Regions from separate parts of the Homo sapiens genome. Here all the other regions are linked to region 3. Evidence: chromatin contacts called from ENCODE Hi-C or POLR2A ChIA-PET data. All regions are on one chromosome and are shown on one strand. Each heading gives the region's core, a stretch centred on a gene start or an enhancer-like site at or near the end of the contact. The rest is flanking DNA. Distances are from core to core; before and after follow the strand shown.

What was found. Hi-C counts contacts between places; a loop is a spot of excess contacts on that map. ChIA-PET counts read pairs that join two places held with the same protein, here RNA polymerase II (POLR2A). Pooled maps may share reads with other maps.
Region 1: a pooled map shows a loop between it and region 3 (2.7-fold over the local background). The contact joins the promoter of FCSK here to the enhancer-like site in region 3. A Hi-C loop is called at or near these places in 1 of 50 pooled maps. POLR2A ChIA-PET finds 5 or more read pairs at or near these places in 4 of 52 experiments (AG04450, HCT116, HEK293 and 1 more).
Region 2: a loop to region 3 is called in a map of naive thymus-derived CD4-positive, alpha-beta T cell, with 11 times the contacts of the local background. The contact joins two enhancer-like sites. A Hi-C loop is called at or near these places in 1 of 168 maps with a recorded cell type or tissue (naive thymus-derived CD4-positive, alpha-beta T cell), 1 of 37 single-sample maps with no recorded cell type and 9 of 50 pooled maps.

Annotation. Positions count from the first base shown.
Region 1 is chr16:70,453,256-70,456,551 of GRCh38, forward strand. FCSK (fucose kinase) reads left to right here and starts at 1,340. Exons shown (of 24, transcript NM_145059.3): 1 at 1,340-1,375. It overlaps LOC124903708 (a long non-coding RNA gene), which reads right to left and starts at 1,281. Exons shown (of 2, transcript XR_007065104.1): 1 at 1,063-1,281; 2 at 1-212.
Region 2 is chr16:70,507,689-70,510,759 of GRCh38, forward strand. It overlaps COG4 (component of oligomeric golgi complex 4), which reads right to left. Exons shown (of 19, transcript NM_015386.3): 6 at 2,228-2,333; 7 at 1,543-1,700; 8 at 718-776. Among named protein-coding and RNA genes, the nearest start is that of COG4, 14 kb to the right of the region's middle. Within about 2 kb of position 1,268, at least 2 of the 41 ENCODE cell types and tissues checked have a DNase peak (open chromatin) inside an H3K27ac peak, as active enhancers do.
Region 3 is chr16:70,769,567-70,772,970 of GRCh38, forward strand. VAC14 (VAC14 component of PIKFYVE complex) reads right to left here. Exons shown (of 19, transcript NM_018052.5): 10 at 2,543-2,606. It overlaps VAC14-AS1 (VAC14 antisense RNA 1), which reads left to right. Exons shown (of 6, transcript NR_034083.3): 6 at 2,042-3,404. Among named protein-coding and RNA genes, the nearest start is that of TRG-GCC3-1, 7.0 kb to the right of the region's middle. Within about 2 kb of position 1,650, at least 2 of the 41 ENCODE cell types and tissues checked have a DNase peak (open chromatin) inside an H3K27ac peak, as active enhancers do.

The sequences.
Region 1 (3,296 bases), core at 90-2,589, 320 kb before region 3:
CTGCCTCCCGGGTTCAAGCGATTCTCCTTCCTCAGCCTCCCAAGCTGCTGGGACTACAGGTGCGCGCCACCACGCTCAGCTAATTTTTGTATTTTTAGTAGACGGGGTTTCACCATATTGGCCAGGCTGGTCTTCAACTCCCGACCTCATGATCCACCCGCCTCGGCCTCACCAAAGGGCTGGGACTACAGGTGCGAGCCACCGTGCCTGGCCTGAAAGAGGAAATTTTTAAAAGGCATGGGTAGGTAAGAGGCAAATGGCTGCATTCTTCTGAGTCTTTGATAAGCCTTTCACATGTTAGAGGGGGATAGAGGACTAGTCACTTATGCATTCATCTAGCTCAGTGAATATGCATTTTTACATAAGAAAAAATAAACATAGGGCAGAGGAAGCAATGAGATATGCATTTGTCTCAGGTGAGCTGAGAGATGACTTTCAGTGCTGTCAAAGCCCAGCACCTGTGAAGATAAGCTATAAATTTACATTGTCACTGAAATTCCACACAACTGTTTTAGGGTACAGATTTGGGGGCACACAAGGAATTTCCTAGTGGGCAAGTTGTGAGGGCCAGGCCATATCTAGCTTTTTTATCTTTGTAGTTATCTTGTTTAAGAATAAAATGGGAGGTAGGTTTCCCTGATGCAGTTCTCAGCTTGACTTTTCCCTTTGACTTAGTGACTTTGGGGTCCTGAGATTTATTTTCCTTTCACATAGTAACCTAGAGAGAGACACTCAGAGTATTTCCAATTGTCATCTATGACAATCAATGCTGCCATTCACAACTTTCCCAAAAGGTCCGCAGATCCCCTCCCCATTACGGAGTTGGAAAGTTTCTTCCCAAAGGATCCACGTGATGAAACCAGCGCAAACCTTTCCAACTGCAAATCGAATGGCAGCTGCTTCCGCTTGGGCAAAGCGTGATTTTTTTTTTTCCTCCATCAGTGGATTTTTCTCCAGAGGAAAGCGGAAGCTCCTGGTGCCGTCCAGAAGGTGTTAAAAAAAAAAAAAAAAAAAAACCCAAACGAGAAAACAAACAAAAAAGCTACACATTAACCTATTAACCTGGATCCCGGAGTCCCAGAAAACGGGCCTCTGTCTTTAAGGCGCTTCGGTCCTCTGGGAGTTGTAGTTTCGTGGGTCCTGGAGCGGCCCCCTTCCCATCTCCCTTCTGGATTGCAGCCCCGCTGCCCTTCAGGAAAGCGCTGCCCCGGCCACCCACGCTGGCCTATGCGGTGGCTCCGACCGTGTTTTTTGCCGGACGGGGGCTCGGCCTTGGGGGGGCGCGGAGGTGAAACTACACTTCCCGGAGTGCACCGCGAGGGTCGCGCAGCCTCGCGTTAAAGAGCCCGCTCCGCCGAGCGCCGGGCGACGGCAGGTACGTCAGTCCGCGAGGGTCGCCGCAGCGCCCCTTGCGCCCCTTGCGCCCCTTGCGCCCCCTCAGCTTTCCGGTGCACCCTCCCTGACTGGGAGCACCGAGTCGACCCGCGGGCCGCCCGGGTCCTGACAGGGAAGAGTCCCCGGGAGCTCTGCGGTGCCCCGGGAGCCCACAGGTGTTTCTACGCTCCCGCGTCCATTTGGCCTGGGTCTTCCAAGGGGAGCCCCGCGACCCGGCTGGTGCGGCCGGACCTGCTGGCAGCTGGGACCGGGAGGGATGCGGGCCTCAGAGGATCCTCACCCTGAGGCAGGTGGGGCCCTGGATGCCGGCGCTGCTCTGATTTTACTTTGAGGCCGCTTCTCCTCTCTCAGTTTACCCGGCCAGGGCTCAGTATTATGCACAAATCTCAATGATGTGCTCTTGGGTAATTTACAAAACGATTTTACTCCCAAGTAACTTCTTTCGGTCTGTTATTTAGAAGGCAGCAAGTCAGAGTCCTCCGTGAGCCTTTTTTTCCTCTTTAAAGTTCTAAAATGTGCAGTCCCTGACCCACCTGTCTTCAAAAGGTTCATATGAAGAGTTCTTAGTACTTTATTCTATCTCTGGCTCCCCAACCCTATCCCAGTCTTGGACAGCGTGGGGCTGAGGACACTAAAAAATATTTCAACTTGATCTCAGCAGATGAGGCTGTATTGAAAGTGGGTAGAGGCTGGGCGCCAAGGCTCATGCCTGTAATCCCAGCTACTTGGGAGGCTGAGGCGAGGGAATCGCTTGAACTCAGGAGATGGAGGTTGCAGTGAGCCAAGATCACGCCACTGCACTCCACCCTGGGCGACAGAGCGAGACTACGTCTCAAAAACAAAACAAAACAAACCAACAACAACAACAACAAAAGAACCTTAGGGCCTTAGGGCACACTTTCTCAGGACCTCTTGAGATTGTGTAACTCCAGCAAACTATTAATTAAAAAAAAAAAAAAGGCCGGGCGAGGTGGCTCACGCCTGTAATCCCAGCACTGTGGGAGGCGGAAGCAGGTAGATCACCTATGGTCAGGAGTTTGAGACCAGCGTGGCCAACATGGCAAAACCCCCTCTCTACTAATAATACAAAAATTAGCTGGGCGTGGTGGTGCACGTCTGTAATCCCAGCTACTTGGGAGGCTGAGGCAGGAGAATCACTTTAACCTGGGAGGCGGAGATTGCAGTGAGCCGAGATCGCGCCATTGCACTCCAGCCTGACGACAGAGGGAGACTGTCTCAAAAAAAAAAAAAGCCAGGCATGGTGGCTTACACCTGTAATCCCAACACTTAGGAAGGCCAAGGCGGGAGGATTACTTGAGTCCGGGAGTTGTAGGTCAGCCTGGGCAACAAAGGGAGGCCCCATCTCAACAAAAAATAAAAAACTAGCAGGACTCATGCATAGTCCCAGCTACTTGGGAGGCTGGGATGGGAGGATCGCTGGAGCCCGGGAGTTTGAGGCTGCAGTGAGCTGTGATCACATCACTGCGTTCCGCCCTCTGGTGACAGAGCCGGACCCTGTTTCTCAAAAACAAAACAAAACAAAACAAAAGCCTAGCCTGCCTGTGCTATTAAAGCAATGGCAAAAGCCAAAATTACTTTTGCACCAACCTAATAGCTATGTTTCTGCTTTTTAAACTACAGTTTTCTTGTCTAGAGCTTCAGTGAGATAAGAACCAATTCTTAGGACTGTTGGGTGGGTCATATGAAGTGACACTGATGTGCCTTTGCCATAGTGCCTGAAAAAGCACTCCATATGTATTAGCTACTTGTATCATTTTACCTTTTTTGTTAATCTCTCAGGGGATGTCCCTCAGCCTTGCTTGATTCCCGAGGCCTTCCCTGATTTTTTTCTTCTTCAGGACAGTCTTTAACTCAGAGAATGTTTGAGAGCTTCCAGTCCT
Region 2 (3,071 bases), core at 18-2,517, 260 kb before region 3:
TGTCTCTACTAAAATTATAAAAAATTAGCTGGGAATGGTGGTGCACGCCTGTAGTTCCAGCTACTTGGGAGGCTGAGGGAGGAGAATCGCTTGAACCTGGGAGGCAGGGGCTGTAGTGAGCCAAGATAATGCTACTGCACTCCAGCGTGGGTGACAGAGTGAGACTCTGTCTCAAAAAAAAAAAAAAGTATTCCAGTCATTAAATGACACGTGATTGTACTGATTATAATTTATTATTTATTTATTTTTTGAGACAGAGTCTCGCTCTGTAACCCAGGCTGGAGTGCAGTGGTGCAATCTTGGCTCACTGCAACCTCCGCCTCCTGGGTTGAAGTGATTCTCCTGCCTCAGCCTCCCGAGTAGCTGGGACTACAGGCACGCACCACCATGCCCAGCTAATTTTTGTATTTTTAGTAGAGACGGGGTTTCACCATATTGGCCAGGCTGGTCTCGAACTCCCGACCTTGTGATCCGCCTGCCTTGGTCTCCCAAAGTGCTGGGATTACAGGTGTGAGCCACCGCGCCCGGCTGATTATGACTGATTACACAATTTATTTATATATACTTTTGTTCATATGATACATTGCACTGAAAAATAAGAGTAATTGATAAAATATTTTAAAAACATAGACCACATTGTAACAGAGTAGTCTGAATTATATTACATGATTACCAATTCAAACTCCTGTGGGCTGAAGAAGAGAGAAGGATTATTACCTTGGTTCGATTTTTTCTGTTGTAGAATTTCTCATCAGGTTGTTCTGAACATGCCGGAACTGCAACATACCACAGGAATGAGAATATTCTTCCCCACCCCCACATCTATTGGCCTCTTGCTGGTCACTCCAAACTTTTGGCATACAAGAACATTTAGATTTAGTTTGTTTACCAGGTTTACCTTCCCTTCAAGCCAGCAGTGGGCTTTCAGGATGACAGGCCAAAGATTTGTTTTTGGGTTGGATGCTAATAATACTCACCTCTATTACTGTGCTTAAAAGTCATGCTAATGGTGTTCCAATAGACTACTGTTTATAGTCTCCTAGTCTGGAGTTCTAGAAATACAATTGTATGAGGCCACTCCTATTTCTATGTCGTACTTTTACTTTCTCTGCTCAAAAGAAGGAAAAAACAAAGTTCTGAAAAAGCAAACGTTATCTTTAACATCTTAGGAATGAAGGGGAAATTGGAGACAATTACTTGGACACTTAATAGGACCTCAAGAAATAGAATTGTCATTATATCATTAGAGGGCACTGTTGCACATTTTGTGATAGAGAACTGGTTTACTACTTCTGCTGTGTTCTTTTCAGGAAGCTCTTTTTATTTCCGTTTTGGTCTTGAACTGAGGCCATCATCATCTCGACAACACCTCAAGTCCAAAGTAAGCTGTCAATGGGCAAGATGCAGGCCAGTGTGCGCTTAGCATTTATTTTTCTCCTGTCTGCACCTTTTTTTTCACTTTTTCAAACCCTACAATTTATTCTACTCAGTGTTCCTCGCTAAAGCTGCTACCAAACCCTACCTGTAGCTTCCCCTGCTCACCTGCTGGTGGTAGTCCCTTTGCTTGATGAACTTGTCTACCACCTTCTCCACCTGTCTGTCACATTCCACCTGCAGATATTTGATCAGGGTATAGAGTCTCCCTGGCCCATAATAGGTCTCCACTATTGGCTGGTGGGTCTCCACAATGCGGGCAATCCCTAGAAGGGAGGAAGCAATAGGGTTATATTCCAAGTATTCTTCCTACAAAATAAACTTGCTCCCATCCAGGACTAACCGAAGGTCTAGCTCAATCCTTTTGGCTGCTTCACTTTCTAAAATGAACACAAATAGGCCTAGTCAATGCTAGGGGTTGCTAGGCAAATATGTTAAATATGTACAGTGCTTGGTACACCAGCAGGCATTTGGTAAGTTACATTGATACTGTTTTCTACAGCAGCATCTTTGGAAATCAGCATCACTCGCTTTCCAGTAATTTATTTTAGGGTTAAATTTATTCGTACAGAGTTTGGGGTTTGAGGGTTAGGTAGGATCAAAACACTGGAGAGACTCTAATCTTTGCTAATCAGGCACTGAATCTGGAAGTTATTTAATTCTCCAATCAATTAATACACAATAAACTACATGATTAAATTAAAGTCATCAGGCTAGAAGGGTGAGAAGAAAGGCTAGGATGCAGGTGTCATATACAGTCTCCAGTCTCTCTAGAGCGGAGAAAGAGGCTCACCTTCAAACAGAAGAGTAAGTGTATCTGCAAAGATGACTGCAGCTCTCCGATCACTCATGTCTGTCCCCAGCACCATGAGCAGATTCTCCTCAGCTTTACTGGCCACCTAAAAAAGGAGAAAACCCACACACATTCCTCAGAAAGGTCACCCTCATACCAGGTATATCTCAGTTTTCCAAAAATCCTCCCATTGACTTTCTTTTTTTTCACATTTCCCTTGATGTCTGGAAGCCCAGGCAGCACAGAGGAAACTCCCTTGAGGGACAGTCTGAGCCTCAGGCAGGACAAGGAAAGTGAGCATGGTGTAGCTCCTCTTCCATTATTTTCTTCTCTTGGAAAATATGGACTGCCATTAGCCAAGGGAGAGAGTCCCCAGTTTCAACAATCTTCTCAAAGGGTAACTTTCTATTATTTTTTAAAATAAGACAGAAACTCACTCTGTTGCTCAGGCTGGAGTACAAGGGAGCCACAGTCATAGTTCACTGTGGCCTTGAACTCCTGGACTCAAGTGATCCTCTCACCTCAGCCTCCTGAGTAGCTGGAACTATAGGCGAGAGCCACCATGCCCGGCTAATTTTTTAAAAATTTCTGTAGAGATGGGGTCCTGCTATGTTGCCCAGACTGGTCTGGAACTCCTGGCCTCAAGCAATCCTCTTGCCTCAGCATCCCAAAGTGTTGGAATTACAGGCGTGAGCCATTATGCCTGGCATGTTATCATTAACAGTGCTTTCTCAAGCACGACAAAACCTGGGTACTGCAGAAGGGACTTTTACTGGATTAAAGGTAGAAGCCATTTCTAGGTCCCAGATGTCAAAGTATACTGATAAAAAAAGTACCATAGAGC
Region 3 (3,404 bases), core at 400-2,899:
AAGCACTAGATCATTTGTTCTTGTTTGGTTTTTTAGGTAGGATGGTTTGGATTTTAGGTAGGATTTGGCATTGGCTCCTGAATGACAAGTATAAACCAAAACCCTCGTCCAGTCTAGCACTTCCTGGCCTTGGCACAAGAACTGAGGGCTCCTGTAGGCTCATCCCAGCCGACAGTAGCACAGTCTCCCCAGCGAGGCAGCGGACAGCGGTGCCCCTCTGCAGCCCATGGCTTAAGCCTACCTCTGCCTTCTCCTAGACCTCCCCGACCTCCCCCTCAATCCCCATAGCCCAGATTACAGAGACAAGTCTACAACAGGCTTTTGGCTGCCAGAGGGAGGCTTTTAAATCCCAGATCAGATCCTGCCATTCCCACTTGTGACACTGTCTCCACAGCCTCCAGCGCAAAAGCTAAGCCCTCTGCAGGATACACAAGTCCTCGCATGTCTGTCCAGACCGTTCCCCGAGTTCCAGGACCCAGTACCTGAGTCTGCCTCCCCCTTTCTCCTGGGATGCTCAGAGCCACCTGGAACGAGCTCTTGACCACCCCACCCACACCTGCTCCTCCTTCCAGCCCTGGTGTGCAAATGACACTAGGATAGCGGGGGTCTGGCTCACACCAAATTTCTAGAAGGCAGTCTTTCCCTCACCTCTCTCCTGCCTACCCCATCCCACCCATCAGTGAGTCCTGTGGTTCTCAACACAGAGCTCAAACCCACCCAACTTTCTCCACATGCTGCTCCTCCCCAGCCTGAGCCCCCATCCCCTCTGATGGGGACAACGGTGACAGCTCCCTAGCGGGTCTGCATCCACCGGGCCCCTCCTAGATCCACTGTCCACAGAGCAGCCCCGTTCTTCCTCCCTTCTCGTCCCTGCCATGAAAGTAATACTACTGACCCCACGAGACTCAGACAAAGCTGAAGGATCCGACGTAAAGGTTTAGCACTGCGCTGGGGCCCTGGAAGCCTGGCTATGTTGACTGGCATTAGCTGTTATTCCCAGCCAGTCTTCTCATTGCCTGGGCTCAGGCACCATGGCCCTCCCTTTCTGGTAACTTCACCCCTCACATCAATCACTCCTCTTTCCAGTAACTTCCTGGCTACTTCTCTGCCTCACCACTGGAGTAAATGAATGAAGGTCAGGGACACATTCAGGGGCCAGCTCTTATCTTGGAGCCTACAGGGGTGAGCACAGGCAGGTGCACTGGAACGCGTGGCAGCTATGTGAAAAGGAGAGAATGGCAACATTCGCTGATCTCCTCCATCAACGTAGGGGACTCCTAGTGGTACATTTCATAAACGGCTGCACCTGCGTGCTTGGAAAACATGCTCAGGGTGCTGAGGGATGAGGATAAGTTCACAAATGACATCGATGAGGGAAGAACCCTAGCTAGGGGTCTGGGGGGAAGAGCCTCTTGGGGTAGAGTGCACACTTTCTCTTCATGAGTGATTGGCTCTCCCAGGGCCCAGGTTCACTGTCAAGTTCAGGGGAAAGAAACCCCTGTATGAGACCCACCATCCACTCTAGCCCCAGAGATGCCAAGGTCACCCAAAGAAAAAGTGACATGGGGCAAGTCCAGGGGACTCAGACCAGGGCAGAACCGTTACAGTACCTTCCGCGGGGAGTCCCTTCACCTTGCAGGGAGTATGGAGGGAGCCCCAAGGAAGAGAATTATTTTGCTGCCTGGTCTGCACTGCCCCCATGTGGAAGACTGCGCCATTACAGCTGACCTGGGCGCACAGGAGACAACAGCTCCTGGGGCCGGTGATTTATCCTTAATCTTGGACATGATTAATGACTGCCCATGCTCAGGCTGTCCTTGAACAGACTTCCCCTTGTGGGTCTTGTTGGCCCCCCATCATCCTGGACAAACAGACAGCGATGAGTCAAGGCAACTGTGTCTCACTGCAGTCACCATGTATTAGCTGTACTTTTATTATTATAACTTGCGTTTACTGACCTCCAATAGCTTAATTTTTTTTTAATATTTAAAAATAAGTAAGAACAATCCATTTTCTTTCATTCCTTTTTTTTTTTTTTAAGACATGGTCTCACTCTGTTATCCAGGCTAGAGTGCAGTGGTGTGATCTCAGCTCACTTCAACCTCTGGCTCAAGTGATCCTCCCACCTCAGCCTCCCCAAGTAGCTGGGACTACAGGCACACGCCACCAGGCCCAGATAATTTTTTGTATTTTCAGTAAAAACAGGGTCTCGCCATGTTGCCCAGACTGGTCTTAAACTCCTGAGCTCAAGCGATGTGCCTGCCTTGGCCTCCCCAAGTGCTGGGATTAGAGGCATAAGCCACCATGTCTGGCCCCCAGTGGCTTCTAATCCGCCCTATCTATCCATCAAGCCTGGGTGGGGTGGGCTTGCTCAGTGTCCTTCAGATTCCTTCATCAATTAACTCTTTTGTGTACGAGGGTGTCCCAAAAGCAGCAGCCGCGAGTAGAATTTGCCTTGGGTCATTGCTGTAGTCTCCCGCATCCAGGAAAGATCTAGGCCGCTCGCTTTCCACAAACCTTCTGGCTGAAACAAGCCACTTACCTGGCTGCAGTGAAGACACTGATGCCGCTACTGAAGCTGGAGTCACAGGAACCATCTGGACCTCCTGGGAGAGGAAGAGGAACAAGGGGTCATGAAAGGCTGTTGGCTCTCTTGAATAAACAAGACCCCTGTGACAAGCACACACAGAACTCTCCAGAGCCCCATACCTTGATTCAGGCTCTTCAAAAGGACCATGGCTCTGGAGCCCTGAGGACCCAACCAACGCCCAGTCATTCTCGATAGTCCCCAAGCTTGTAAGTCTGTAGTCACAGTGATCTCACAAGGAGGGGACACCAGTGCTAAACACATCTGTCAAATCTCAGAAGGGATCACTGGCCTGAGGGGAATGGATGTTTAAAATGACAGATAATACCCAGCATCCTTAGCTATCAGGAAAATGCAAATCCAAACCACAAGATACTACTGTACACCCATCAGGATGGCTAAAATAAAAGACAAATAATAGCAAGTGTTGATGAGAATGTGGAGAAACTGGAACCCTCGTACATTGCTGGTGGGAATGTAAAATGGTGCAAGCTGCTTTGGAGAACAGTCTGGCCATTCCTCCAAAGGCTAAACATAGTCACCACATGACTCAGCAGCTCCACTCCTAGGTATATGCCAAAGAGAAATGAAAACTTATGGCCACATGAAACCTTGTATATCAATCATGTTCACATCAGCATTATCTACAATAGCCAAAAAGCAGAAGCAACCCAAATATCTATCAACAGATGAATGGATAAATGAGGTGTGGTATAGCCATACAATGGACTATTATTTGGCAATAAAAAGGGATGAAGTACTGATGCACGCCATAAAAATGAACTTTAAAAACATTGTGTTAAGTGAAAGAAGCCAG